Linked DNA regions of Homo sapiens: region 2 is linked to region 1. Evidence: read pairs that join two places in POLR2A ChIA-PET (ENCODE). Cell type or tissue: K562. All regions are shown on one strand. Each heading gives the region's core, and the rest is flanking DNA. Links, peaks and the distances in the headings are about the cores only.

Region 1 (15,959 bases), core at 52-8,051:
GAGAGGAAAGGGGAACGGAGGCTGGATCTCGGGAAACCTCGTCGGCAGTGTCATTAGAGGAAGGATCGCGTGTCTCGGGGATACGGATTTTGGAGGAAAAGCAGAATAGGGACAAAGGTGAGGTGTCCGAACCGGGGAGATCAAGACCTGTAAGCTGTGGTGGGGGACCCAGGGACCAGCGAGGACGGGAAGGCGGGGTTTTGGGGGGACCCCGCACGGAAGGTGGCTGGGGGTCGGCAGCCGGCCTCGGAGCTGCTGCCGCGTTCGCCCCGAGGCAGGTCAACTACCCCGGGCGGGGAGCGGCGGGGAGCACCGAGAGGGGCCTCGGTTGCCATGGCGCTGGGCGGGGAAGGGGCGACTCGGGCCCCGCCCAGAGCCCCGCGGGGCCGCCGGCTCCAGATGGTCCCGGGCCTCCCGCGGGAGCCGGCGGCCTGCGGCAGGGGGAGGCTATTGTCCTCCTTCCGCGGCGCCGCAGTCCCGCCGCTCGCGCCCGCGCGCCGCCGCCACGCGCCCCGCCGCCGCCCGCCCCGCGCGCCCCCCGCGCCGCCTGCGCCCCGTGACAGCGCCCGCCCGCCGCCCGCCGTGCGCCCGGCCGCTGCCTGCAACCGCCCGTCGCGGCCGGGCTGCAGGCGCGGCAACTACCGGTGCGCCCCCGCCCGCCGCGCCCCCGCCCGCCCGGCCGCGGCTCCGCGCCGAGGTAGGTGCCGGCGCCCCGCCCGCTTTGTCCCGGCCCGCGGGGCGGCGCGCTTTGTCCGGCCGCGTGCGGTCGGCGGGGTCGGGGTCGGGGTCGGGGTCGGGTCCCGGCGGCCGGGGTGAGCCGGGGCGGGAGCAGGCGGGGACGGGACGGAGAGGGTCCCGTGCCAGCCACACAGGTACCGGGATGAGGGCGGTGGGGGCCAAGGCCGAGGGGGGGGGACTCGGGCCTCTCTGGAGCCGGGAGAAGAGTCTGGAACAGTTAGGGCTGACGGACACGTTCGCGGCGAGGCTGGGAGCGGGTCTGACAGCGCCGGCCCCTCGCGTCGCCGGGGCTGCGGGGCGGACGGGCCGGCGCCGGGCCAGGTGCTGGGGGCGCGCTCGGCCGCCTCTGCCCGGCGGACTGCGGGAGCCGGGCTCCCTCCTCCCCGGAGCCGCGTGGGCTCCTCCTCGCCTCTTTGGCAGCTGGCTCCACGCGCTCCCTTCTGTTCCCCCACAGTGTGTGGGAGAGGGGCACGCGGTTGGCTGTGGTGGCCGGAACTGGCCCGGGGAGAAAGCAGACGCTTCGGGCGGCGGGGAAGCGGCCGCGTGCGGCGTTTCTGTGGCCAGGAAGCTGATAGGGCTGTGCGGTCCGCCCCGCACGGAACTACCCAGCAAGGCCTGCTCGCGGGGGTGTTCCGGCTCCGGTGCCACAGTCGTGATTTACCTTCCACTCGCTTGGAACTTTACCCCATTGACCCCAGGACATTGCATGCTTGTGTGAGGTGCAGGTTTGCCCCGGTCTTAACCTGCTACATGTCGTCTGCCCTCCCCCTCTCGGAGCAGCCACAGTTCCAACGCTGGAGAGCCCGGGGGTTTCAGGTATGGGCAGAGGTAGCAACAAACCAGTTTTCCTTGAAGGTGAAGAGGGGCAGAGTGAGTTCCAAATATGTGTCTTAGCTTGAGGTGTGGGGCAACCTCTTGGCTTATTCAGAAAGGCAAAGGATTGGCCGAGGAGAAGATAGGATGGAGTTTACATTCTTCCCTTAGAGAAATTGATGTGACCCCGGGTTGGGGAAGGGAGATAGCAAGGGAGTGAAGAATCTGAATATTTGAATAAATCTGCCATAACTGGAGGATTCTAGAAGAGAAAATAAAATTTCAGTCCCCCTCTTCAGCCCAGTTCCTAACTTCCTCCGAGGGAATTGATCAGGAACACAGTCTGAGAGGTGGGTCGGGGTTTTGCTGTTCCTTCCTTCTGCCCTGGGCCCATCTTTCTCTTGCCTTCCTGGAGGCCCTGAGCTGATTTGTGACTTCTTTTTCGTTTTATCTCTCTGCCAGTCCACCCATTTATACTTAGAAGCAAATAAGATTTGAACTTTGCCAAAGTCCCCATTTCTTCTAATCTATTATTCATCTCACTGTCATTTGTTCAACTCTGCCTTCCCGTGACTTCTCTAGCTCTGCCGTTCTCCTCCCGCATATCTGCGGTTCGCTGTGCTGTTTCTTTCATTACCTGTGGTACCTACTCCATCTTCATCTTCCTCTCCCATCGCCTGAGCTCCTGAGGGGAAGTGATATTTGAGTTTAGTGTGGGGTAGGGCCTGAGCAGACCTAGAAGCTAACCCTGGGTCACACTCACCCCTGAAACTTTGTGTCTTCTCAACACTCATGGCTCCTCTAACCAATTCCAGCTGCTTCTCATCTTTGGACAAGGGTGGCCCTCAAAGTGTGGTCCCCAGACCATTAGCTTCAGTGTCACCCGGGAACAGGTTAGAAATGCACATTCCCAGGTACCACCCCAGAAGTACTGAATCGTAAACTGGGGGATGGGGGGGTGACCTGTGATTTAACAGTCCTCCAGGTTGTTGTGATTCATGGAAGTTTGAGAATCCCCAGACCTGAGCTGTTGAGCTCAACCCTGAAAGTATTCCAGCCCAGGAGCAGGTCTTCTCCAATCCCGTGTTCATTCTTTCCTTGAGCTTCTCTCTAGTCCTAAGAAAGACATTAATTCCATGGCCAAAAAAAATGAATTATAGTCAAGTCATTCAATATCTCTTTATTGAATATCTGTTGTACTGAGTCTGGAAAAACACCAAAACGAGTAAGACAGCCCTTGTCCTCAATGAGTTAAATGTGGAGCGGGCAGAGAGACACGTAAACAACTAACCGTAATGCGATGTGATAAGTACAATACTAGCTGCATGCCGAAGTGCCCTGGAAGCACAGAGGAGGGAATGATCAACTCTGAGGGAGGGAAATAATTCATCAGGAGCAGGATGTGGTGAGAGGAAGAATTAGGATACAAGGCAGCCTGTAGCCCAGGGTATAGGATTTCTAGCTTAACATGTCAGCTGAAAGAGAGGAAAACTGCCCTGGAGGATCGGCACGGTGAGCCTAGTCTGCCTCCAGCAGCGCCTGGAGTACATTCCAGCAGGACCCCAAGCCTGCAGCCGGCGGGGGTTGGCATTCTTCTAGCACTAACAGTGTAAGCTACTTGGGCCTGGCCTTGAGGTCAATTGCTAAGAATAAGGTATGATGAGACTGTAATCTGGATTAGCTACTGCACCACCCTATTGCCAGACTTCAGGAATCTGTGGAAGAGAGGACGATTGAGGATTCTCCAGCTTCCTCATGACAGGGGGTCATGAAGCTGGGGGGCTGCTGGCCGACTGAGGAAATGTGAGCATGGAGACCCTGGTCATAGGTGAGGAATGATCTACTCAGTGGCAAGAAACCAGCGCTGGATATGTGTAGGAGAAAAGCAAATAGAAATCAGTGGGAATCTAGAGATGGCAGCAGGGGACACAAGCTGAGAACACAGCATATTGTCCAAAAGGCCAGGGAGCTACAGAGCCAGAATGCTTGGAAACCAAGACCTAGAGACACAAAGGTAGCAGAGCCTCAGAGCCACATGCTGAACAATGCCAGAGAGCACCATTCACATGGAAGGCTGTGGAGTTGCAACATGGTGGCCCTGTGGGGGTCTGTGATCTAAGGACACCAGTGCCAGCTTGGTTCCTGATCCATATCACAGCATTTCTGGAAACTCAGAACACACAGCATGCATGCTTCAAATTCAATTTGGAGAGAGGAGCATTTAAGTGGCTGAGGTTTTATTTGGGGGAAGAGGAGGTTCTAGCTCCATACTTTCTCCTGGTAATGGTAGGAATCCGCAGAGACATTCTAACAGTTGGACTTCCCTGGAGGGTCTGGCTCCCAGTTGGGCCCCTTTGTAACTTTAACAAAACCCCCAATTCTGCATTTCTCCTGAGCCCTACTTCCTACCACCAGGGCTGTGGTCTTGGCAGTCTCTGGTTCTGGAAAGGAAGGAGGTATGGAGAAGAGAGAAGTGATGGGTGGTGAGACTCGGGTAGGTAGGGAGGTGTGTGCCCATGGACACACAAAGGCAGAACCTTTCTGGCTTCCATCATTAACTGGTTCCATGAAGCTGAACCTGACCTGCTTGAAGGCCAGGGTTGTCTGCCCCTCCCCTTGGGAGGACCAAGTTGGATCCCCAAAGATAAGCCTAAGCAGTCCATGTTTAGGTTCTGTGCAGCTTACAGGGGCCTCAGAGCTACTGTGGTTTGGAGACAGGGTCAGATGGTTAGCTTCTTTGAGTTTCTGCTCTTTGTGGAGTACAAAAATATGAGGCAGGGTTTGCAAACCTCAACAGTTGGGGCCAGGCAGGTAACATAGATATGTGAAGTGGCTGAGTCTGTAGACCCATCTAAAGGAATCCAAATCAGTCTTTTTTTTTTTCTGAGACAAATTTCACTCTGTCATCCAGGCTGGAGTGCAATGGCGCAATCTTGGCTCACTGCAACCTCCACCTCCTGGGTTCAAGCAATTTGACAGCCTCAGCCTCCCGAGTAGCTGGAACTACAGGCACCTGCCACCATGCCCAGCTGATTTTTTGTATTTTTAGTAGAGACGGGGGTTTCGCCTTGTTGGCCAGGCTGCTGTCGAACTCCTGACCTCAGGTGATCTGCCCACCTTGGCCTCCCAAAGTGCTGGGATTACAGGCGTGAGCCTCCGCACCCGGCCAAAAAATCAGTCATTTAAAAATAGCTTATTGGCCCAGCAAAACACTCCTGGGGGCTAGCCTTGGTAAGTTTGTGACTCCTAGTAAGGGGTCATGGAAACCGAAGCGGGGGCAGGGTGGAACTTGGGTGTAGGCATTTTTGTGGGCAGGTCTGTGCAGAGAGAGTTTGAGTGCTGGAGATGTCCATCCCAGAGCTGAGCTTAAGTGTGGCTGCTGGTTAGGAAGCACTAATCTGAGAGGCCGAGAGAAATGGAATTACACTTGGTCCTGAGGTGTGGACTACTTTCCCGTCTAGAAGCTGAGAGTATTAGGTGACGCTAGTTCAGGTCATGCCTTGCCCACAGCACTCTTTACTCAGGGTGATTCAACTCTGCCCTAGAATATATTTTTATATAAATATTTACAGAACAAATCCAGAGAATCTGTGGGGAGAAATGGTGGATTTTGAATGAGAAGAGTCCTAGGCCTCGTAGAAATTAAGCTCCCTTTCCTTCTACAGGGAATTAAAGCCCAAATCTACAAGCCTTAGACCTTAGCTCTCTTGCATCTCATTAATGCTCCTCCCAAGAAAAATCTTTGTGCACATTTTCTCTTTAGGAGAAAGGGGAGGGGCAGACAACCCTGACCTTCAAGTAGGTCAGGTTCAGCTTCATGGAATCAGTTAATGATGGAAGCCAGGTTCTGCCTTTGTGTGCCCATGAGTCTCACCACCTACCTGAGTCTCACCACCCAGCACTTCTCTATTCTCCAGACCTCCTTCCTTCCAGAACCCGAGACTACCGAGACTACAGCCCTGGTCCTAGGAAGTAGGGCTAGGAGAAATGCAAAATTGGGGGTTTTGTTAAAGTTACAGACCCAGTCCCCTCCTCCTCTCTTGAATGCTGCTGAATGCTAAATTACACAAGAACTTTGGACAGTAGAGGTTTTTTTTTTTTTATCCCCAGCAGATATTCTGAACCTCATTTTTTAGTTTTGAGGACAGAGTGTGTTTGCGTAAGTTAGAGCCGTAAGTAGTGCTGGTCCACATTTCCCCAGCCTGGGCCCTAGGCAGGAGCCACGGCTGCTCATCCGTCTGGGATGAGCCTCTAAGACGGTTGAGGAACCTGTGTATGTTCTATGTTCAAGAGGCTGCGATTAAGAGCGTGTCCCCCAGAGTCAGAAAGAACTTTTCAAAACCCGGCACTGTTTCTTCCGGCTGCGTGACCTTGAACCAGTAACTTAATGTCTTTTTTTTTTTTTTTTTTTTTTGAGGCAGAATCTCACTCTCTCTCGCAGGCTGGAGTGCAGTGGTGCAATCTCAGCTCACTGCAGCCTCCACCTCCTGGTTTCAAGTGATTCTCCTGTCTCAGCCTCCCCGGTAGCTAGGACTACAGTCGTGTGCTACCACGCCCAGCTAATTTTGTATTTTTAGTAGAGATGGAGTTTTACCATGTTGGCCAGGCTGGTCTCAAACTCCTGACCTCAGGTGAGCCACCCGCCTTGGCCTCCTAAAAGTGCTGGGATTACAGGTGTGAGCCAATGCCCCCAGCCAACTTAATGTCTTTTTTTTTTTTTTTTTTTTTTTTGAGACAGAGTCTCATTCTGCCGCCCAGGCTGGAGTGCAATGGCGAGATCTCGGCTCACTGCAAGCTCCGCCTCCTGGGTTCACGCCATTCTCCTGCCTCAGCCTCCCGAGTAGCTGGGACTACAGGCACCCACCACCACACCCAGCTAATTTTTTGTATTTTTTAGTAGAGACGGGGTTTCACCGTGTTAGCCAGGGATGGTCTCGATCTCCTGACCTTGTGATCCGCCCGCCTTGGCCTCCCAAAGTGCTGGGATTACAGGCGTGAGACACCGCGCCCAGCCAACTTAATATCTTTTGTGCAGCTTCCTCATCTATGAAATGGGGACAACAGTGGGCCCTCACCCCACAGGGAGTTATGGTGACGTGATGCATGTCAATGGCAGGGATATGTCACAGCCGACATTTATTGAGTACTTACTAACATTCTCTGTGGCAAACCAAAGGAAACAAAGCGGAGAGAAGCATACTGTGTCCTCCTTTGAACTCCTGGGCACTTGCTAAACAGTGTGTCAGTCTTCCTGGCGTATCATAACTTTTTCTTAACTCAAGAGCAGAATCTAGGTCTTTTTTTTTTTCTACTAGTCTCGCTCTAAGGTGCGCCCAGGTTCAAGCAATAATCCTGCTTCAGCCTCCTGAGTAGCTGGGATTACAGGCGCCTGCCACTACGCCCAGCTAATTTTTTGTATTTTTAGTAGAGATAGGGTTTCACCATGTTGGTCAGGCTGGTCTTGAACTTCTGACCTCAGGTGATCCACCCACCTCGGCCTCCCAAAGTGCTGTGATTACAGGCGTGAGCCACCGCGCCCAACAAATCTGGGTCTTTTTCTCTCAACTTGCCTACAGGGTATAGTAGGCCATCTTGGGTTGATCATGGGCTCAAAACAGTTTGTAGAAGGAAAGAATGCCACTTTCTAGTCATTATTGCCTGTGGGGCCCCATATGTGCTGCCTGCATTACCCTGGGCTGCACACTGCTGTCTGAAGCACTGAAGCCCATCACCCCTTTCTTCACCCCGCAAACCCGTCCCTCTCTGGCCCGAAGTCGTTGGAGCCTTTCCTGACCACCGCATTGCTCTGAGCTGCTGCTGCCTTCCTGCTTCACTTTCTGTGCTTCTGATGTATTCCCGTCCCCAGGCTTCCCAGGTGGCTTCCCCTCTTCCCCTGGGGGCTGATTTCCACTGAGCAGCCAACCGCAGCCTCTGGCCACAAGGAGAGCGGAGCACAGGTAGGGCAAGAAGACAGAAGGCCCCGGTGGTGAGTGGAGGGCTTGGTGGTCCCTGGACACCCCTCACTGGCCACATTCTCCTTGCAGGAGCAGGAAGCCGCCTACCACCATGAGCAGCACGCTGTCACCCACAGACTTTGACAGCTTGGAAATCCAGGGCCAGTACAGTGACATCAACAACCGCTGGGACCTTCCTGACTCGGACTGGGACAATGACAGCAGCTCGGCCCGCCTCTTTGAGAGGTCTCGCATTAAGGCTCTGGCAGGTGAGGTCAGAGGAGGGTCGAGGTGGGGGGATGCTGGAGGAGGCTTTGTCAGCTCGTCATGAAGAGCCCTTTAACTTTATGGGAAGACTGACTTTTCTTTCTAAGTGGGAGACCCAGAGCACTCTATCAATTCCCTGGTCCCCACATCCAGCCTCAAGAATAGGCTCCAGGCCATTCAGAACTTTCCCCAGCTCTTCCCCCCAAGCATAGAGACGCTTCACTGGCCCCTGGACTGGCTGAGCTGACTAAAACAGCTTCCCTCTCTGGCCTCAGCCCCCGGGTCATGTCCCTTCATCCTTCGGCACTCTCGCTCTTGCCACTCCTTTCTCCGCCTACCTCTCCCTTACCTGTCATGCCCTTGTTGTGTCTTCTTTGATTTCCACTGTCATTTCCCACACCTGTTCCCAGTCTATTATTCCCCTCTGCTCCCTCTCCACCTGTTCCTTCCACCTGCCACCTGTTACTCCCATTATCTCATCTGCCTGTTCCCTGAAGCAGGTTCCCTCCACCCGCTGCTGCTGGTTTCTGCAGCCGCCCATTCTCCCTGGTGTGCTCTCTGCCTGCCTTGGCTCCTACTCTTCCCTGCAGCCCAGGGCCTGGGCTCTCCGCTCTGAGCGGAAACTCGTCCAACGGCCTCCCTGTCTTCCGGGGGAGGAGTTGTCATGGCAACAAGAGTGCGGCTGCCACCTGACACCACCAGTGGCTGGCATGGGGCTGACTCACCCACACACCCCAAGGCCACCTACCCCGTCTGGCTTCCTCCTCCATCCCACTCTTGTCATTGCCATTGACCTGCTGGCTGCCCAGCCCAGCCCAACCCAACCCAGTCTGAGGGGTCCCAGCTACTCTCACCGAGAGGTGGTGCTCCGAGTGGGGGTGGGGGTTGGCCACTAGAAGAAGAGAGACTCCAAGGGGGAGGTTCCCAAACCTGGCCACATGTTTTACAGGATCACCCAGGGATGTTTTTTACAAATACAGGTTTCCAAGCCCCTCCCTAGACACAATAAGTTAGAATCTTGGTCCAGAACTCAGGATTTTTCAAAAGCTCCCCAAGTGATTCTTTTGAGCCAGCTCAGCACCAGTCTGAGGACCCCCTTGTGGCAGCCATAGCTTCCCAGGACCCCTTCTCATTTTCTCCTGGGCCTCTCTGTCCTTCTGGTTGGGTCTTCAGGCCGGCTGTGAAACACTCCTACCAGTGTGTCTATACATCAGAGAAGACAGAAGGTGTGGGTTATGGAGAATGTCATGTTTGGGGAAAATGTTCCTGGCACTCTGGTTTTGGATTCATGTAGCCTCTAGAACTGTCATGATGTCTATGTGTGTACAACATGTGCCACCCACCATGTTTGCACACATGACAAATGCCATCCAGGACTGTCACCATGCCTGTGTACATAGGACACATGCCTCCCAGGACTCTCACCATGCCTGTGTACATAGGACACATGCCACCCAGGACTGTCACCATGTCTGGCTGCACATAACTTGGGCCACCCAGCACTGTCACCATGTCTGTGCACACATCTGTGTGACCTCGTGCTCTCATTGGGTGTTTATCTCCACCACTGAACTGGGCTCTCCTGAAGAGGCAGCTCTGCATGGGATTTGCCTAGCACTGTGTCTCCAGCCAGTAGGTGTCAAATAAACACTGAATGAATGAAGATGAGGAAGGGCAAGTGTAGGCTGCACATGACAAACGCTGAAGCCCAGAGGAAGGGCGCCTGGTATATGTGCCCAGCAGCGGGGCGTCTGGGGGCAGGGATGGCCTGGTGGAGGATGGCCCTGGTGGGCCAGAGGGCAGGGAAGGGGCTGGCACTGGAGGTGGTGATAAGCAAGTGGAAAGGATGGTAACAGCCCTCGTTTCACAGATGAGGGAGTGAAGGAAAATGCCTCGCACAGTGCCTGGCTTTTCCTCTTTGAGGATTTCCTCGTTTCCAGATTTCTCTTTGTCTGTTTCTGAGCTGGGGCTCAAAGCCCACACATCCTGGAGAAGGACCTCCCAGAGTCACCCAGAGAGGGGTCGCCCTCGCTGTTCCTGCAAACCTCTGGGAAACAGGAGTTTGCATTGGGGGCCCCTCTCGTGGGTCCTGTGCATTGTTAGGTAACTTGGGGCCTGATGGGCGGGTCTTGAAGGCGCTGGCAGTGCCCTCCTCCGCCGCCCCGCAGGGCCTGGCCCTGCCCCCGCCGGCCACACTCCGCCTCTCTCCCCTCCCCAACACTGTCCAACCTGTTTGTCTGGAGCCGCCTGTCTCCTCTCACCGCAGCCAGGCGTGCCCCCACTCTCTGTCTCAGGAGTTCGGGACACCCCGTAACTCTTTTTGCCACTCCTTGAAATTCCCACCATTCTTGAATCCCCTGACGCTGGACTCCAGCCTGAGGTTCCACTGGGGAACAGAAACTGGCCCCCTGCCAGCGGGGAGCATGGACTCTGGGCCCTGGGCTCTGTAACTAGCAGCTGGCAGCATGAATGGGAACGGAGTGAGCAGGGTGCACGGGAACGGCCTGCATGAGGCCAGCGAGTTTTACTATGAGGCTGTGGAAGGGGCCCACAACCCCGGGGGCCTCCTGCTTTCACCAGCTGCTTTCATCAACCCTGCTCAGTATGCCAGCGTGCTGGAAGGACGCTTCAAACAGCTGCAAGGTGAGGCCCGGGGGCCCCCTGTGGGGACGACTGTGCCTGGGCGAGAGGGACCTGGGTGTGGGGAGAGTGGCCGGAGCTGAGGACCTGGCACAGGACACAGTGTGACTCCAGTGTTTGTGTTGGGAGACAACGTGATGCAGCTTAGAGGGGATAATTACAAGAGGCCGGAAAATACACAGATGTCAACGGAATGGGGAAAGGCTTGGACCTGCTGGCAGGGACCGTGTATGATGGCATGGGTGGGTGTGACTGCCGGGCCTTGGGGTGCTGCATGGAGCAAAGGCAACTAGCCATGGAGGGCGTGGGGGTGCCAGCACCTGGGGAGGCGCCAGCAGTGCCTCTGAGGTGGATCCGGATCTGGCGGTGGAGCGCTGGCCAGGACAGTTAGGGGAGGCGGAGGGGTGAGCCAGGCCCAGGGACCTGGAGATTGTGTTTTCCAGGCCTCTGAGCGTGTGTCTGAATGTGTACACGGGGGCAGTGTGTGTGGAAGCAAAGGGAGTGTCTCGAAGGAGAGGATCTGTGCAAACAGGCCCAGGTAGATGTCTGCGCAGGTGTGTGTTCACTCTGGCACAAGTGCTTAGGTGTGTTTTTGGGAATCACTGTTGTGTGTGTGTGTGTAAGGATCTAGGGATGCTGTGGGCGTCTTGTGACGTGACACTTGGTTTCTGGTGCTTGGCTTTGCCCATTTTCCTCCTAGTTGCCACTAATTCTGTGTCTTCTGACTGTGTGCCAAAATGGCCTCACCCCAGGGTGCCCAGCAGTAGGGCAGTGCCCCTGGATCCAGCAATGGCCTGTGACCCACGCTCCTCCTGGCTCAGATGGGGCCTGTAGACCTGCCGGGAGGCCCCAAGGCACCTTGGTTTCATGGGTGCTGGGGAGCATGGGGCCGTCCCATGTTATTAGGACCCCAGGTTTGGTGCCAGTATAGTGGCTGGAGGTGAAAGACACGGAGCGACGTGGGTGTGTTGCTGTGTCTTATGGGTGAGGTGCTTAGGAATGTGAGATTAAGGGATGAGTCTTTCCGGTTTCTGAGATGCTGGTGCTGAGACGGAAGCAAAAGTGACTCTTCAGACCCCAGCCACTTGGGTTGGGTCCTTGCACAGGGCTCTCTGTGGGAAAGTGGCAGAAATCCTCATCACCAGAGCAGTTTCTGATGCTTTCACTTTGTCACTTAGAACGTTCTTAATTTTTATTTTCCTACGGAACCTAGTATTTACTTCCCCTCTTCAGTAGCTCCCCTCCCCTGTGGGCTGGGCAGCAGGGCATTGCCTAACTTTTTTTTGAGATTGGTACCTAACTCTGCCTGGCTTTTTTTCCCCCATGTTTCCTGGCCTCACTGTTTTCCCAGTTCCCAACTCTCAACATCTTGTTCTTCTAAGCAATGGGGTGTTTATGTCCTGGAACTGGATCCCCTTGCAGCCAGCTGAATGTACTGTCCCCAACCCCCAGAAGCAGAGGAGCCTGCCTTTTCTTTAAGTTATCCAAGGACAGTAAGCTGACTCAGGAGGCCTGCAGCCTCTATACCATCAAGTCCTAATGACCGCTTGGAAGAGCCGCTGCAATAATTTTAGCCCACACCTTCTCCTTTGTCTGCAACCAAAAGAGAACAGCCATACCTCCCACCGGCCTGGGCAGCTCTTGCTCTCCTTCGGGCCAGATCACACCACTTTATAACAGCAGCTCACCAAGGAGCCATTTTGTGCCAGGCACCAACTAGTTGTTTTATATACCTTATCTCATTTAATCAACACAATGACCTGTTGAAGTAGAAAGTGATGTTCCCATTTTACAGATGAGACATTGGGGCTCTGATGAATGAAGTCACTTGACCAGCATTCCACTGCTTCCACGACTGCCCCATCCCAGCCCCTCCCTGCATGTCCCATGGTTTCTGAGGATGAAAGGTCTTCATCCTTTCTTCTCAAAGCCTATTTTCTTTTCTTTTCTTTTCTTTTTTTTTTTTGAGACGGAGTCTTGCTCTGTCGCCCAGGCTGGAGTGCAGTGGCACAATCTCGGCTCCCTGCAAGCTCCCCCTCCCAGGTTCACGTCAGTCTGCCTCAGCCTCCCGAGTAGCTGGGACTACAGGCGCCCGCCACTATGCCCGGCTAATTTTTTGTAATTTTAGTAGAGACGGGGTTTCACCGTGTTAGCCAGGATGGTCTCGATCTCCTGACCTTGTGATCCGCCCGCCTTGGCTTCCCAAAGTGCTGGGATTACAGGCATGAGCCACCACACCCAACCTTCGCCTATTTTCTGTCTTTCATCTTTCTTCTTTACCTTGCTTATGAGCTCATTGCAAGTTACGGGCTTTCCTCCCGGTCATCTTCCTTCCCTTCCTCCTCCTTAGAGGACCCCGCTTCCCATCTCTCAGGCTTCTCCATCCCCCACCCCTGCCAACTGGTGTTTAGAAGCAGGCATACTGAACTCGAGGGACAGAAATAAACCCATGTTGCCACCACAGATGAACGAGAAGCTGTGCAGAAGAAAACCTTCACCAAGTGGGTAAACTCGCACCTGGCCCGGGTCACGTGCCGGGTGGGGGACCTGTACAGCGACCTCCGGGACGGACGCAACCTGCTGAGGCTCCTCGAGGTGCTCTCGGGAGAGATACTGGTGAGCTGTGGTCATGAAGGGAAGTGGGGGGGCCTTAGAAAAGTGTCCAAGGGGACCAGCTGGAAGAACAGCCCTCAGAGAGAGTGACGGCACAGGGCGGGAAGCAGTGGCTCCCTCTGCTCAGAGGATGGGTTCATTTCAAGTGCCTTTGCCACTTAGATTACATAGGAGCATTGCTTCATGGAGACAGGAACAGTGGCCCCATTGAAAACATTTCTTTTCCCACCTACTCTGGGTGCAATTAATTCCCTTGGGAATCTTAATCTGCCCAAGCCTCATCTGTAAGCTCAGCTTTGGCTCCAGCCCTGGGGCTGTGCCTGTCTGTGTTCCTGAGGTAGGTCATGGGGAAGGTGTGCAAAGCTGGGCCCTGTGAAGGCTGGGGAAGAAGGTGGAAGCCCACAGTCCCGTGCCATTTTGCCCCCGTCCCTCCACAGCCAAAGCCTACAAAGGGCCGCATGCGGATCCACTGCCTGGAGAACGTGGACAAGGCACTGCAGTTCCTCAAGGAGCAGAAAGTGCACTTGGAAAACATGGGCTCCCATGACATTGTGGACGGAAACCACCGACTGACCCTTGGGCTGGTCTGGACCATCATCCTTCGATTCCAGGTACCCCAGCACACTGTCACACAGGGTGTGGTTCCTGCCCTGGCTCTGCACCGCAAGCCGTTCCTGCTGGCCCATGACACAACAAACACAAAGATGGAGGATCTAGAACCTTATGTAGCAGCTGCCATGGCGGCGCTATCCAAGCACCAGATCAGTGGACTCCCCTCTTTCAGCAGGGTAGAAACCAGCTTGGGTGAATGTCACACCCCTGTGGCAAATTCCCTGTGTTCTGGTCTGTGTGTTGGTCGTGTGCAATGGGACCAGGACCACAGGTTGGTCCACAGGAGACTGGAAGTTTTACCAACTGGTCCTTCACCACAGGGATTTGGGAACTTCTAGAGGGTCTGGTCACTGGCACCAATTCCCTGCCATAAACTCTGCCTGCCTCCCCCAATGGAACAGTCACCCTCCTCCTCCTCATGCCCCAGTGTCCTCATGCCATCACAGCGTTCCTGATCACCCCCTTCCTTCCCGGGTTCTGTCGGCTTCACCTTGGAGAGCCAGCTTTTAGAGACCTTGGAGAGCCAGCTCTCAGAAAATGTTCACTCTTCTGCCTGCAGTTCCCCACCTGGAGGGACCAGCACCCTCCACTCAGACACACCCATTCTTCAGCATCCTACCCTAATCTGCTGCCTCAAATCCCTTGCACCCAGTGTTTTGTGGTCCCTGGCCTAGGTTGAAAGGACCTCAGGCTATGCCTGTCCACCCCATTACCACAGTCTAAAGAGCAGTTTCCTGCCATTTATCTGAGCATCTCTGATAACACCAGGAGTTCCTGTCCAGGGACTGAGGGCCCTGCTTGCTTCCTTCCTAGATCCAAGACATCAGTGTGGAGACAGAAGACAACAAGGAGAAGAAGTCAGCCAAGGATGCCCTGCTTCTGTGGTGCCAGATGAAGACTGCAGGGTGAGGACACCCTGGGCGTGTGGCACTGGAGGGTCAGTGACCCCCAGGCTGTGCTGGGCTCCAGGAACCATGAGCTGGTGACTGCCCTGGAGTCATAGAACAGAGCTCAGCCCTACTCACCATTTTCTGAATCTCTGTTTATAGTTATCCCAACGTCAATGTACACAACTTCACCACCAGCTGGAGAGATGGACTAGCTTTCAACGCCATCGTGCATAAACACCGGTGAGAAGATGGGGTTAGCAAACGCAGCAGAGCTGCTGGGTCGGCTAATGACCTGGGGTGCACATGTGGAGACAGAGATGAGATGAGCTGCACAGCAGTCAGACGGAAGGAATAGCACTCGGAGCAGAACCAGAACATGGGGGTGCAGGGCTGCGCAGAGCACTTGTGATGGGAAGCAGGGGAGGTGGTGTGGGGAGGGGCTGTGAGCAGCAGTGTGGGTTTGGGATGCCTACTTCTGGACAAAATTGGGTCGGTGACTTAGGGATAAAGATTGGTGTGGGTTTCCTCTTCCTCTTCGAGATCTCACATGTTTCTGATCCCTTCTGTCTTGCCTCCCCACCCAGGCCAGACCTGCTGGATTTTGAGTCTCTGAAGAAGTGTAATGCACACTATAATCTGCAGAATGCATTCAATCTGGCTGAAAAGGAACTGGGACTTACCAAGCTGCTGGATCCCGAAGGTGGGGCCAGAGCTATGTGAAAAAGAGGTGGTAGGGTAGAGACAGGAGGTGGACCAGTGGTTGCCAGGGGCTGCGGAGGGGGAAGACATGGAGTAACCACCAACTGATACAGGGGCTTCTTTGGTGGGGGAAGAGAATGTTCTGGAATTAGAAAGTGGTGATGGTTACACAACCTTGTAAATATACTGAAAAACACGTGGTTGCTCACACCCAGCACTTTGGGAGGCCAAGGCAGGAGGATCACTTGAGCCTAGGAGTTTGGTACCAGCCTGGGCAACATAGTGAGACCCCATGACTACCCCTCCCCCCCAAAAAAAATATATATCTTTACACTGAAAACCACTGAATTATATACATTGAAAGGTTGAATTTTATGGTGTGACAATCATTTCTCAGGTTTTTTTTTTTTTTAACAAAAGACTGTAGGTAGGAAGAAAGGCAGCCCAGTGACAGAAAGAGCCCTGGACTGTGGGTTGTGTCCCAGGCAGAGCACAGAGGAGCTCTGTGACATACAGCCAGTGGCTAGCCTCTCTGTGGCTCAGTTTCCTCATGTCTTAAAAGAGAGAATTGGTCTCTAAGGGCTCTTCTGAAATTCTAGGATTCTAAATTAAGCTACATGTTGCTGGCCACGGTGGTACCTGCCTATAGTCCTAGCTGCTAGTGAGGCTGAGGCGAGAGGATCACTTGAGCCCAGGAGTTCTAGGCTGCAGTGGGTTATGCTGATTGGATATC
Region 2 (13,524 bases), core at 4,228-12,227, 170 kb before region 1:
TACTTGACCTGAGAACAGATTTGTTGTTGTTTTGTTTTTGTTTTTGAGTCTCGCTTTGTCATCCAGGCTGGAGTGCGGTGGTATGATCTCGGCTCACTGCAACCCCTGCCTCCCGGGTTCAAGCGATTCTTCTGCCTCAGCCTCCCGAGTAGCTGGGATTACACGTGTGTGCCACCACACCCGGCTAATTTTGTATTTTTCGTAGAGACGGGGTTTCACCATGCTGGCCAGGATGGTCTTGAACTCCTGACCTCAGGTGATCTGCCCGCCTCGGCCTCCCAAAGTGCTGGGATTACAGGCGTGAACCACTGTTCCTGGCCGAGAACAGGTTTTGCCTGAGACCTTGGACAGAAGACCTTGGCCATGGATCCAAGAGCTCTGGGCCAGAACACCCTTGCATGATGGTGACAGTTGAGGGAAAGGCCACATGGTTCCTTGTGTAAATGGCATGGCTGCCAGTGGTCATGGGGAGGCCCTGCTCATAGTTCAGCACCAGCCGGCCCTTCGTGTGCTGTGCTCCAGCTCCCCAGCCGGCTCAGTCCTTCACAAAATGCCCTGGAGTTACAGAACAGAAAGGCCCGGCTTTCCTTTAGGAATCTGGGAAATAGGAGGGCTGAGGTCATGCTCTGTTCAACATGTGAGACCTCCCAGACAGCAGTGCAGGAAAAACATGTTACTACCCGTATTTTGGGAGACCAGACCTCTGGCGTTTGAGTAGGACTCACTGCTCAGATCTAAGGGGAGAGAACATCTCCCATTTTGAAGAAAACCTTTTCCTCAGTTTAGGAGGAGGAGAAACTGATCAGGTTCCAAATGGCCTCTTGTTCTTTAACTGCAAACGGGCCAGGCTCCCTGCCAGGTCATGGGATAACAATCCAAGGAGAGGGGAGAAATGCAGTGTGCATGTGTGTGTACATGGGCATGCTCGTAGGGGGAAAGACTGGGGGGATGGAGGTGACGTGGACATCTGTGTATGCTTCAGCTCTATTTCCCTCTGCTTAGTCCCAAACTGCTCGGGATTAGCAATTGTTAAGAACATGCCTTTCTCCCCACCCCGGGAGTTCTAGGCCAGGGGTGGAGGGATTGAGCACCGTGGCTTTGTTCTCTGTCAGGTGGTGCCTTTCTCTGTGACACCGAGGGAGACCTGCCATCAGGAGGGAGTCTGAGGCCAGGAGACAGTACTTACCGATCAGGATGGATCTTTGGTCTTGTTTGTGTGCTTGGTTTCCTGGCTGGAATGAAATGTCAGTTTCATGAGGACAGGGACCTGTTCTCTCCTGCACAACTTTCTCTCTGATGACCGACAGTGCCTGGCATGTTGTAAAGGCTCGTTCAGAAGTGACTGAATGAATGAATGCATACTTTTTAGGCGGGGCTGCATATCGTTCCCTTAAACCTCCTGATTCATCTTCCGTTGCTTCCGTGTCAGCTTCTCACTGGGTCATTGTCTGCTTTGGTGCTGCCCTTCCCCACAACTTTGAGAGTTCATGTTACTGCAGGCTCCCCGCCCGCCCACCTCTGCCTGAAACTTCTCTTTTGGGCTCCTGTGCTGTGACATACTAGCAGTATTTGTTTGCCCCTCTTAAGACCATCCCTTCAGTTTCATTCCTGCCTCAGTTTCTCCTCCTCACATTTCTGCTGTTCCACCTCTGCTCCTGTGCTCTTCTCAGGAAAGCAGGTGAGTGGTGATGCCCTGGGCTAAGCTCGCCAGGGCCTGGGCAGCCCAGGCACCCGTGGTTCGGGTGGGGAGGGAGCATGCTGGTGGCCGGAGCTGGGCTTGTGGGCAGCAGCCCTCCCCACCTTGCTGAGGCCAAGCTCTTTCTCATGGCTTTGGCTGTCACTTCTATGCTGATCACCCCCAAATCATTGTGTCTATATTTCTCTATTGGTGCTTCTGACCTTCCAAAATCTGATCCCACCCTGGCAGTCAGACCTTATTTGATGTCAAGGATTATTAATTTGTAGCATGTATTACATCCCTAATATGGACCAGTTCACATGCATTCTCATATTTCATCCTCCCAATGAACATACAAAGTCAAATAATTATTCTTATTTTACAGAGTCTCAGACAACTTAGTTCCTCTAGGTAACCAGATTAATTAGCATTAGGGGGTTGTGATCAGGATTTGAACTGGCTCCACTGGCCCCTGACCCTGAACAGAGTCAGCTTGGAGTCCGCCCTTGGAGACGAGGACAGCCGGTCCTGTTTCTCCCTCTCACCCCAGTGCACTCACACAGCAGGCGTTGGCACCCTTGCTAAGGGCCAGGCCAAGCGTCTCCTCTGTGAGCCTTCACTTAGCTCTCCTAAGCTGCTCGGCCTGCCTCCTCTCCCTTTTCTCTAACAGCAGTGCCTTTGCACACACTATGTGTTTGTTATATGTTGGCTGTGCCAGTCTTGCCTCGTCAGCAGATAGTGATTTTCTTAAAGGCAGAGGCCATGTTTTATATGATCCTCCATCCCTCAAGTGTGTGTTACAGGCAGTTTGTTGCTCAGTAAACACTTGATACCTCTGATGAGGTGAAATCTAATCACAGTCCTTTGCATATGTATTGTGGTTTACAGTTTCTGAAACCGAAGAGCCAATTTGAAGTTTCCTGTAAAACAGATCCCTTAATTGTCAGCGCTCTGTGCTGAGAGGGATAAATCTGTTTTGTAGACGGACTAACAGGTCCAGAGGTAGAGTGAATTCCCCAAGGTCATATGATGGATGATAGCAAAGCCAGAACTTGAACCCAAGGTTTAACTCTTAATGCCGTTCCTCTTAATGCCGTTCCCTTCCCACAGAATCACAGCAGCCTGTGGTCCAGACTTGGCCAGGTGACCCCTGCCAGGCCTTCCATCCCACTTAGTCATACAGTTCCTTATTTGTATTTGTCCTTTCTCTTTCATTAGAACTCGTGTCTTTTTGTGTGTGTGTGTGTTTTGAGACAGGGTCTCGCTCTGTCACCCATGCTGGAGTGTGGTGGCACAATCACAGCTCACTGCAGCCTTGACCTCCCAGGCTCAGGTGATTCTCCCACCTCAGCCTCCTGAGTAGCTGGGACTACAGGCGCATGCCACCATGCAAGGCTAATTTTTGTATTTTTTTAGAGGCAGAGTTTCACCGTATTGCCCAGGCTGGTGTCAAACTCCTGGGCTCAAGTGATCTGCTTGCTTTGGCCTCCCAAAGTGCTGAGATTACAGACATGAGCCACCGCGCCCAGCCTTAGAATGCTTGTCTCTTGAGGGCAGGGACCCTGGCTGCTTTTCCCATTATCCTTCCAAAGCTCCAGCTCTGGGGCCATGAACCAGAAATCATTCCTTCAAGGATGTTGACACAGTGAGTCACCTGAGAAGGGGCAGGGTGCAGGAGGGGTGGGGCAGGAGATCAGGAACTGGTGTGGGACATTAGGGGTGGGAGATAGGCCAGAAAGCCCCATGCTCTGTGTAAAAGCTTCTGTCAAATGAAGATGTGCTTGTCCTACCTACCAGGCGAGGTTACTCTTAGTAGCAAGTGAGAGTGTCTGCTAAAGCGCCTTCTAAACTGCAGAGCACTAGCAATATTGTTGTTAAATATAATTATAGTCTGTAGCTGGGCATGGTGCTGGGTGTCTGTAATCCCAGCTACCCGGGAGGCTGAGGCAGGAGTATTGCTTGGGCCTAGGAGGCGGAGGTTGCAGTGAGCTGAGATCGTGCCGTTGTACTCCAGCCTGGGTGACGAAGTGAGACTCTGTCTCTAAATAAAAAAAAAAAAAATGTATATATGTGTGTGGGTGTGTGTGGGTGTGTGTATATATATATATATATATTTTTTTTTTTTTTTTTTTTTTCCTGAGATGGAGTCTCTCACTCTGTTGCCCAGGCTGGAGTGCAATGGCACCATCTTGGCTCACTGCAACCTCCGCCTCCCAGGTTGAAGTGATTCTCCTGCCTCAGCCTCCCCAGTAGCTGGGATTACAGGTGCCTGCCACCACGCCTGGCTAATTTTTTTTTTTTTGTATTTTTAGTAGAGACAGGGTTTCGCCAAGTTGGCCAGGCTGGTTTTGAACTCCTGACCTCAGGTGATCCACCTGCCTCGGCTTCCCAAAGTGCAAGGATTACAGGCGTGAGCCACCACGCCCAGCCAAAAAATATATTTTTTAAAATAATAATAATTATAGTCCGTAGGGATGAGCTCAACAACATGGTTGGATAGAATCATACTGGCCTTGTGAGTATTGAGGAGACAATCAGGATGGTGCCTCACCCAAGGCCTGGCACTCCAGCTATTATGAATTATTCTTGTTTTCATAATTATTATAAGACATGCCCTCTTCCTTCAGATTGGGGAAAGGAGTTGGCAGTGCTGAGAATGCATCGCTTCTGGATTGGGACTAAGAAGATGGGAAAGGCAGTCTGGCCCTAGGGCTTTCGTAGATCCACTCACCACCGCAGGTCCCCGACTCTGAATACCTCCTTCCTCCCAGTGGGGGTTTTCAGCAAGCTAATTTCTCACCCCTGAGGAGGAACTGTTATATTCGGATGAACACCCCCCTGCTAATGTGGAGCAGAAAAGTAAGGCCTGGCGAGTCAGCAGCTGCTCAGCAGGTGGATGGGCTGCGGTGGTGTAGCGGGTAGGCGCCTGACAGCCCGGCTTGCCGCAGCCGCTGTGCTTCCCTCCCATCCCTGGGGTGTGCATTTTAGGGTAAAGGCAAACTGGAAGCTCTTGCTATTTGCAGAACTCCAAAACAACAAAACAAAATGTCCACTCAGCTGGGGGTTGGCTGGGCAGCACCACTGTGATTACACAGTTAGCCTGGGGGAAGGGCTGTGGTCAGAGTTTGGGGGACACACAGGTGTGACTGTGATGTGATACAGCTGGAGGAGGAAGAGGAGGGTGTGATCACAGGCCCGGGAGTGGCCAGGGCAAGAGTGATGGTGGAGGAGAGTGGCTGAGGTTGGCAGGCAGGGAGGAGAGATTGGTAACTACTAATCACTAGCATGATCAGTCTTGACAATCTATCTACAAGGGACTCCCAGGTGGCAGGGCAGGACCTGAGGCACAGCTCGGCATGACGGGCAGACAGGGGTCTACGTGGCTTTGAGCTCTGAGACCATAGGCAAGCTGTTCATCTGGGTGTCTTTCCATGCTTACAATAATATTCCCCTTACAAGCCCTCTGATGATTGAGATCATAGAAATCACTCAGTGCAGTGGCTGGCACTCAGTAGCAGCTCACACAAATGATCAGCAATTCCGACACTTGCTATGTGGCCATCACAGTAAAATCAGCAATAGTGGATGCCCAGAGCTGCATCTCCGGGAAGCCTCTGAGCCAGTCAGTGTTTGTGCTCAAACTCCAAAGCATAGGATGAAAGGTCAGATCATGGGGCTATGAAGATATGTTCTCCTAGGAGTCACGAATAGGGAGAGAAAACAGCAGCAAACACAGTCAAGGCCATGTCCTGCCTGGGTTGCTGTTTACTTTCCTCTTCCAGGAACTGAAGCTGTTTCCCATTGGATTTCTTTACTATCGCCTTGGCTCATGGACTGGGTACTTTGGTAATCAGTTCGCCCAGAGAACCAGGCTTTCACATTGACCTAGGTTCCACAGTGACTTCCTCCACGGGATGTCGGGGTGTGTCATCTAGCAGAATAGCAGTCAAGACTACCCAGGAATGGTTGAGGGTTGCACACTATTTTTAATAAATTGAATTAAATAGCCAAGAAAAGTCAGACACCCAACAAGGGAAGTTGAGGCACCAAGCGACAGTGGAAAGTCATTACTACCACTAGGCTTGAAGGGGTCAGGAGAAGAAATAGCATTTCCTGGCTGGGCGTGGTGGCTCACGCCTGTAATCCTAGCACTTTGGGAGGCTGAGGCGGGCGGATCACCTGAAGTCAAGAGTTCAAGACCAGCCTGGCCAACATGGCAAAACCCCATCTCTACTAAAAATACAAAAAAATTAGCCAGGCATGGTGGCAGGTGCCTGTAATCCCAGCTACTCCAGAGGCTGAAGCAGAAGAATTGGTTAAACCCAGGGAGGTGGAGGTTGCAGTGAGCCAAGATCGCGCCATTGTACTGCAGCCTGGGTGACAGAGCGGGACTCTGTCTCCAAAAAAAAATAAATAAATAGCCTTTCCTGCAAACACCAGTGAGGGCTGAATAGTGGACACTGGGATGCCAGCAGGAACTGTCATAGCGACAAGACACAGCCTGGGTCAGGATGGTGGCATCAAAGCTGGTAGAGAGTGAGGAAGGCACACCCCACGTTCTCTCTCCACCGCCTCCTACCTACCCTTGTCTCCCGCCTGTGCCTCTGTCTCATCGGCTGGACCTACAGGAAACCAGCCAGGAAGGGAGCCCAGGTGCCTCCACCCAGAGGGCTCAGCCCCGCTGGGTCCAGAGAAGGGCATACAGGGAGGCCGCCAACCAGGTAGCCTTTCCCCAAAAGGCAAAGCTGTGGAGGAGGCATCCACTCAGCAGGTGTGGAAAGCAGGGGGGATGAGAGCTCTGGCATCCTAGGGTCTGAGCGGCTGCTGCTGCTACTTTTTGGGAAGGGGCTGCCAAATCAAAACTAGTTACTAGTTCAAAATTTGATCATAAAGGGCAATTAGGAAAGATAAGGAAATAAAGAACATCCAGATTGGAAAGGAAGAGGTAAAAGTATTTTTATTTTCAGTTGACATGATCTTGTATAGAAAAACCTAGGGAACTCATTAAAAATCTATTTGAATTAAATGAGTTCAGCAAGGTTGCAGGACATAAGATCAGTATGCCAAAATCAATTGTATTTCAGTAGCAGTGGGCAAATTGAAAATGAAGAAAACAATTCCATTTAAGATAGCATCAAAATAAAATATTTGGGAATAAATTTAATAAAAGTGCAAGACTTATACTCTGAAAACTATGAAACATTGTTGAAAACAATTAAAGAAGACCCAAATAAATGGAAAGATACCCCATGATCATGGATCAGAGACTTAATATTGTTAAGATGGCAATACTTCCTGAATTGATCTGCAATCCCTATCACAATCCAAGATGCCTTCATTAGCGGAAATTGACAAGATGATCCTAAAATTCACAGAGAAATGTAAGGGAACCAGAACAACCAAAAGAATCTTAAGAAAGAAGAACAGGCTGGGTGCAGTGGCTCGCACCTGTAATCCCAGCACTTTGGGAGGCCAAGGCGGGCGGATCATGAGGTCAGGAGATCAAGACCATCCTGGCTAACATCTCTACTAAAAATACAAAAAAATTAGTCGGGCGTGGTGGTGGGCGCCTGTAGTCCCAGCTAGTTGGGAGGCTGGAGAATGACGTGAACCCGGGAGTCAGAGCTTGCAGTGAGCCGAGATCGTGCCACTGCACTCCAGCCTGGGCAACAGAGCAAGACTCCGTCTCAAAAAAAAAAAAAAAAAAAACAACGTTGGAGGACTCACACTTCCTGATTTCAGAATTTAACTGCAGTGTGGTACTGGTGTAAGGATAGACATATAGATATATAGATCAATGGAATAGAACTGAGAGCCCAGAATAAACCCTCACATTAACAGTTAATTGATTTTCAGTAAGAGCGCCAAGACAATTTAATGGGGGAAAGAATAGTCTTTTCAACAAGTGGCGCTAAAACAACTGTATATCTGCATGCACAGGAATGAACTGGACCCCACCTCATACCATATACAAAAATTAATTCAAAATGGACCAAAGACCTAAATGTAAGAAGAGCTATAAGGAGAAAAATAAGTGTAATTCTTTGTGACCTTAGGTTAGGCAATGATTTTTTAGATACGACGCCAAAGCACAAGCAATAAAAGAAAATGAACTGTACGTCATCAGAATCAACCTTTGTACATCAAAGAACACTATCAAGAAAGGGAAAAGACAACCCACAAAGTGGGAGAACATTTTGGAAATCATCTATGTAACAAGGAACTTGTATCTAGACTACCTCAAGAACTCTTGGCTGGGTACGGTGGCTCACATGGGAGGATGGCTTGAGGTTGGGAGTTCAAGACCAGCCTGGGCAATGTCATAAGACCCTGTCTCTGCAAAAAGTAAAAAGGAAAAAAAAACTAGCTACTTGGGAGGCTGAAGCAGGAGGATGGCTTCAGGAGCCCAGGAGTTTGAGGCTGCAGTGAACTATGGTCGTGCCACTGCCCTCCAGCCTGGGCGACAGAGTGAGACTCTGTCAAGTAAAATCAATAATATTATGGGACCACCATCGTATATGCATTTCATCATTGACTGCAACATCGTGTGGCACATACCTGTAGTCATATGATGGGATATTATTTAGCCATACAAAGAAGTGAAGTACTGGCACACACCACAACACGGATGAACCTTGAGAGCAATATGCTAAGTGAAAGAAGCCAGACCCAAAACCCACATAATTTATGATTCTGTTGATATGAAATGTCCAGAATTGGCTGGGCACGGTGGCTCACCCCTGTAATCCCAGCACTTTGGGAGGCCAAGGCAGGTGGATCACTTGAGGTCGGGAGTTCAAGACCAGCCTGACCAATATGGAGAAACCCCGTCTCTACTAAAAATACAAAATTAGCCGGGCATGGTGGCGCATGCCTGTAATCCCAGCTACTCAGGAGGCTGAGGCAGGAGAATCGCTTGAACCCGGGAGGCAGAGGTTGTGGTGAGCCAAGATCGTTGCCATAGCACTCCAGCCCGGGCAACAAGAGCGAAACTCCATCTTAAAAAAGAAAAGAAAAGAAATGTCCAGAATAGGCAAATCCATAGAGACTGAGAGTAGATGAGTGGTTGCCAAGGGCTGAGGGAGCTAAGGGGGTTGGAGCATGACAGCTAGGGGATAGGAAATGTTCTAAAAGCGGATTATGGCGGTAGATGCACATATCTGTGAATATATTTAAAAAGCCATTGAATTGCACTTTATTTGTTTCTTGAGACAGAGTCTTGCTCTGTCGCCCAGGCTGGAATGCAGTGGCGCAATCTCGGCTTACTGCGACCTCCACCTCCTGGGTTCAAGCGATTCTCCTGTCTCAGCCTCCTAAGTATCTGGGATTACAGGTGCCTGCCACCACGCCCAGCGAATTTTTGTATTTTTAGTAGAGATGGGGTTTTGCCATGTTGGCCAGGCTGGTCTTAAACTCCTGACTTCAAGTGATCTGCCCACCTCAGCCTTCCAAAGTGCTGGGATTATAGGTGTGAGCCACTACACCCGGCCATTGAATTGCACTTTATGTGTCTCATCTATATGGTATGTGAATTGTATCTCAGTAAAGCTGTTAAAAAACAAAACCCTGGCCCTGAAGGGCAGCGCAGTCGGCTAAAAGACTGTGATTTAATGAGGAAACTTTCCCACCGGGCTGTGACCGCTGGCCCTGGCTCCCTTTGGCCGGGTGGAGGTGCTGTCTGCCACTGAGGGCCCTCAGCTGCTTTTTCAGGATCTCAGAACATGGGAGGACCCCAGCTCCAGAAGAAAATCTTAATTCCAGTTTAATCTTAATTCCAATTTAATTTGGTTGAGTTAAACATTTTTGGAACTGTACTGTGAGCTAGGCACCAGGCTAGCTGCTCTCATGAAAAAACAGGGGCCCTGGAGCTGGGCAGCCTTAATTATTCTTGAGTTTGCTACTTCCTGTGGGTCCTTCCCAGCCTCAATTTTCTTTTCAGTAAAATGAGGGTTGATAATACCCCATGAGATTGTGGTGACAATTCAGTGGGCTAAAAGGAAGATGCCTGGAATATTGTAGGCAGAAAATGAAAGTTTCTTTCCAGTGCTCCTGGAGCAAGTTATCTCTACCAAGTGGACATAACAAAGATGAGTTAGTTATGTCTGCCCCCGTAGAGCTCAAGGCTGGATACATGACCTGTACTCGCTAACCAGGGCCTGGGGAGAAGCAGGCCAGGAGGAGGGTCCCTGTCTTACTCTGGTCCTGGGTTGGGAACCGGGGAAGGCTTCCTCAGGGAGGGGGCAATGAAGTGAGGCTTTGAAGGAGGATAGCTTTTCGCATGTTGTATTTTATTCGCTTTTTGTTTATTTATTTTTTGTAGGCAGGTCTCTCTCTGTCGCCCAGGCTGGAGTGCAGTGGCATAATCTCTGCTTACTGCAACCTCTGCCTCCCGGGTTTAAGCAATTCTCCTGCTTCAGCCTCCCGAGTAACTGGGACTACAGGTGTGTGCCACCACATCCAGATAATTTATTATATTTTTAGTAGAAACGGGGTTTTGCCATGTTGGCCAGACTGGTGACGAACTCTTGGCCTCAGGTAATCTGCCTGCTTCGGCCTCCCAAAGTGCTGGGATTATAGGTGTGAGCCACTGCACCCCGACTTAGTCACTTTTTGAATAGATAATCAAGTACATGGTGCCAATTCAAAAGGGTCAAGGCTGGGCGCGGTGGCTCATGCCTGTAATTCCAGCACTTTGGGACGCCTAGGCAGGTGGATCACCTGAGGTCAGGAGCTCGAGACCAGCCTGGCCAACATGGTGAAACCCCATCTCTACTAAAAATACAAAAAAATCAGCCAGGCATGGTGGTGCGCGCCTGTAATCCCAGCTACTCTGGAGGCTGAGGCATGAGAATCTCTTGAATCCCGGGGGCAGAGGTTGCAGTGAGCCGAGATTGCACCACTGCACTCCAGCCTGGGCGACAAGAGTGAGACTCCATCTCAAAAAACAAACAAACAAACAAACAAAAAACAAAAGGATCAGCAGTGAAAGAGAAACCTTTCCCAGAGGCAGCCACTGTTACCAGCTCCTGAAGTGTCATTCTAGAAATACTCTATGTTTATGAGTGTATGTGCGTATATATAGGCGGACGCTTCTCATCTAGGCAGATTTTCACAGCATCCACATTGTGGTCCGTGGGGATCAGGGGCCTCCTGCTAAGGTGTGGGTTAGGCTTCAGGTGTTATGTTCTTGCTGCTTTCGTGTCTTGCGGTCAGGTTCGGCATAGGCCCTCTCATCAGTAAGAGTGAGGCTTCATTTTCCTTTAGTTCCCCTTGAAGGGAGCCAGCGGCGCTGTCCATCCTCCTTGCCCCTCTGCTCCCTTGGCGTGCCCTCTCCCAGGGATTTCCTCTGTCTTTCTCCTTTGTTCCCCGCTCCTCTTTCTCGTTTGCTTGCTCCCTTGTTTGGGTGCAGCATATTGACAGCAGCTTCCTAACAAAGACCTTTGCCTTTTCTTGTTATTTTACTTTCATACATGGTTGATAGTTTAGCTGGATAGAGAATTTCAGGTTGGGGCCAGGAGCCATGGCTCATGCCTGTAATCCCAGCACTTTGGGAGGCCGAGGCAGGTGGATCACTTGAGGCCAGGAGTTCAAGACCATCTTGGCCAACATGGTGAAACCCCATCCCTACTGAAAATACAAAAATTAGCTAGGCATGGTGGCACATGTCTGTAATCCCAGCTACTCGAGAGGCTGAGGCAGAGGATTGCTTGAACCCAAGAGGTGGAGGTTGCAGTGAGCTGAGATTGTGCCACTGCACTCCAGACTGGATGACAGAGCCAGACTGTCTCCGGAAAGAAAAAAAAAAGAGAATTTCAGGTTGGAAACAATTTTTCCTTGACAAGTTTGAAGGATTGCTTTGCACTTTTCTAACTTCTGAAACTGCTAAGAAGTCCAAAACCTTTCTGATTTCTGATACTTTTGTCTTTTTTTTCTTTTTACCCTCCTTTGGGAAAGCTTACAGGATCTGAAATTGGACACAGTGCCTTGGTGTAGGCCTGTGTTCATCTGTTTCGTGAGGCTCTCAGCAAGTCCTTCCAGTGTGGAAACTCATGTCCTATCCTGGGAGTTTCTTGAAACATTCCTTTTCTTGCCCTCTGTTTTTTACTGTTCTGTCTTTCTGAAACTCCTATTATTTAGTTTTTGGATCTCTTGGACTGACCCTCTAATTTTTTTCCCTTTTTCACCTATTTTCCATCTCTTTGTCTCTTTTCTTCAGTTTCTAGAAGATTTCCTTTTATCTTTCAACCTTTCTATTGCTTTGTCTTATTGTATTTTTTAATTTCCAAGAGCTTTTTTGCTCCCCAAATGGTTCTTTAAAAATGTGTGTAGCATCCTATGTTTTCACTGATGTAATCGTTTCTTATTTCTGTGAGAATGTGAATGCCATGTTTGTCTCTAAGTTTTCTTCTCCCTGCATAGTTGGTTTCCTCCAAATTGCTTTCTCTGCTCTTTCCTTTGGTCTCCATCCTCTTTGAATGAATCTGCCCAGGGACCTTTGGTTGCCCACTCATAATTATTAGGAGGGTCTAAAATGCTGCCTGGGAGCTGGAGCAGGTGGGGGTCCAGTTCTGAGTTTACCAGTACATGATCTGGGCAGGCTGTTTGTTGGGGAACCTCAGTGTCAACACCTGGGAGCTCAGTTGGGGAAGGGGGTAGCATGCAAAGAGTCACGTAACCTGCCACCCCCATTTTTGGCAAGGTCCCCAGGCCCTCAACTGTGCCTCGAATTTCCCAGTCCAGAGACCCCACACTTTTCCCTCCCCAGAAAGTAAACCTCTGTTCTTCCAGGGCTGGAGAGGGGAGGTCTCTGGCATGAGATGGGGGAGGTAGGGGTCTAACTGCTATTTTTTTTTTTTTTTTTCCTGAGACGGAGTTTTAACTCTTGTCACCCAGGCTGGAGTGCAATGGCACAATCTCGGCTCACTTCAGCTTCCGCCTCCTGGGTTCAAGTGATTCTCCTGCCTCAGCGTCCTGAGTAGCTGGGACTACAGGTGCATGCCACCACGCCCAACTGATTTTTGTATTTTTAGTAGATACGGGGTTTCACCATGTTGGCCAGGCTGGTCTCGAACTCCTGACCTCAGGTGATCCACCCGCCTTGGCCTCCCAAAGTGTTGGCATTACAGGTGCGAGCCACTGTGCCCAGCCCTGATTGCTTTTTGAAAGCTTTCAGCCTGCCCTCTTTATACACGGCAGCCCGTTCAGCCCATTGTGGAGGTGGGAGGCCTGGAGCTGCAGTTCCCTGGCCTTTGGAGGATTCCTGGTGGATGGTGGGAACCCGGGTGTTCTCAGCCTGCTCCAGACCCAGGCTGTGAGGTCAGCTGACGCGAGCTGCGCTCCAGCTTCTGCAGTCATGTTGCTGTTGTCTCCTCTCCTGTTCTGCCCTTGGGGGTTCATAGCTTTAAAAATATATATATATTTGCTGAAGTCTTAGTGGGATTTCATAAGGGAGGGAGAAAAATTAGATGCATACCTGAGACAGGAGCAGGACTTGCATGGGCAAAAGCTGGGACGGGAAGGGTGTTCTAATGGTAGAGGGAGTGCTCTGAGGGAGAGGGGCAGGTGCTAGGATTTCTGAGAACAAAGAGGAGGCAGCTGGGCTGCAGCTGGAGAATCCGGGAGGCTGGGGCATGGGGGGACAAGGCTGGACAGGCAGGGTGCACTAATTTTGGGGGAGGTCCCCAAGGAGACTTGAGTTTCCCACCTACAGACAGTGGGGAGTCAGAGAATTACCCCACTTTTCAGGAAGAGTGCCGTCATGCCTGTATTTGGGGATGCTAGCTATCCCTAGTACCTAATGTGGATTGGTAGCTAGAGCTGTGGTAATGAGTAGGAGGTTTTTACGA

The links. Peaks named below come from ENCODE experiments on the same cell type or tissue, not always from the same donor. Only the 100,000 strongest peaks of a DNase experiment are listed, where the experiment ranks them.
Region 2: POLR2A ChIA-PET joins it to region 1 with 10 read pairs; 2 of 35 experiments call an interaction of 5 or more read pairs at or near these places.

Annotation. Positions count from the first base shown.
Region 1 is chr11:66,712,899-66,728,857 of GRCh38, reverse strand. SPTBN2 (spectrin beta, non-erythrocytic 2) reads left to right here. Exons shown (of 38, transcript NM_006946.4): 1 at 1-117; 2 at 7,418-7,508; 3 at 7,596-7,774; 4 at 12,877-13,028; 5 at 13,463-13,636; 6 at 14,451-14,542; 7 at 14,687-14,767; 8 at 15,112-15,227. The coding sequence starts at 7,618. It also overlaps the pseudogene RN7SL12P. Among named protein-coding and RNA genes, the nearest start is that of SPTBN2, 8.3 kb to the left of the region's middle. RefSeq lists an enhancer at 8,025-8,982. In K562, for the core only: no CTCF peak of the experiment used is centred there; DNase peaks (open chromatin) are centred at 707, 1,107 and 4,170; H3K4me3 peaks cover 1,756 bases.
Region 2 is chr11:66,894,042-66,907,565 of GRCh38, reverse strand. All of the region lies in intron 3 of PC (pyruvate carboxylase), which reads left to right. Among named protein-coding and RNA genes, the nearest start is that of MIR3163, 34 kb to the left of the region's middle. RefSeq lists an enhancer at 1,785-2,432. In K562, for the core only: no CTCF peak of the experiment used is centred there; no DNase peak of the experiment used is centred there.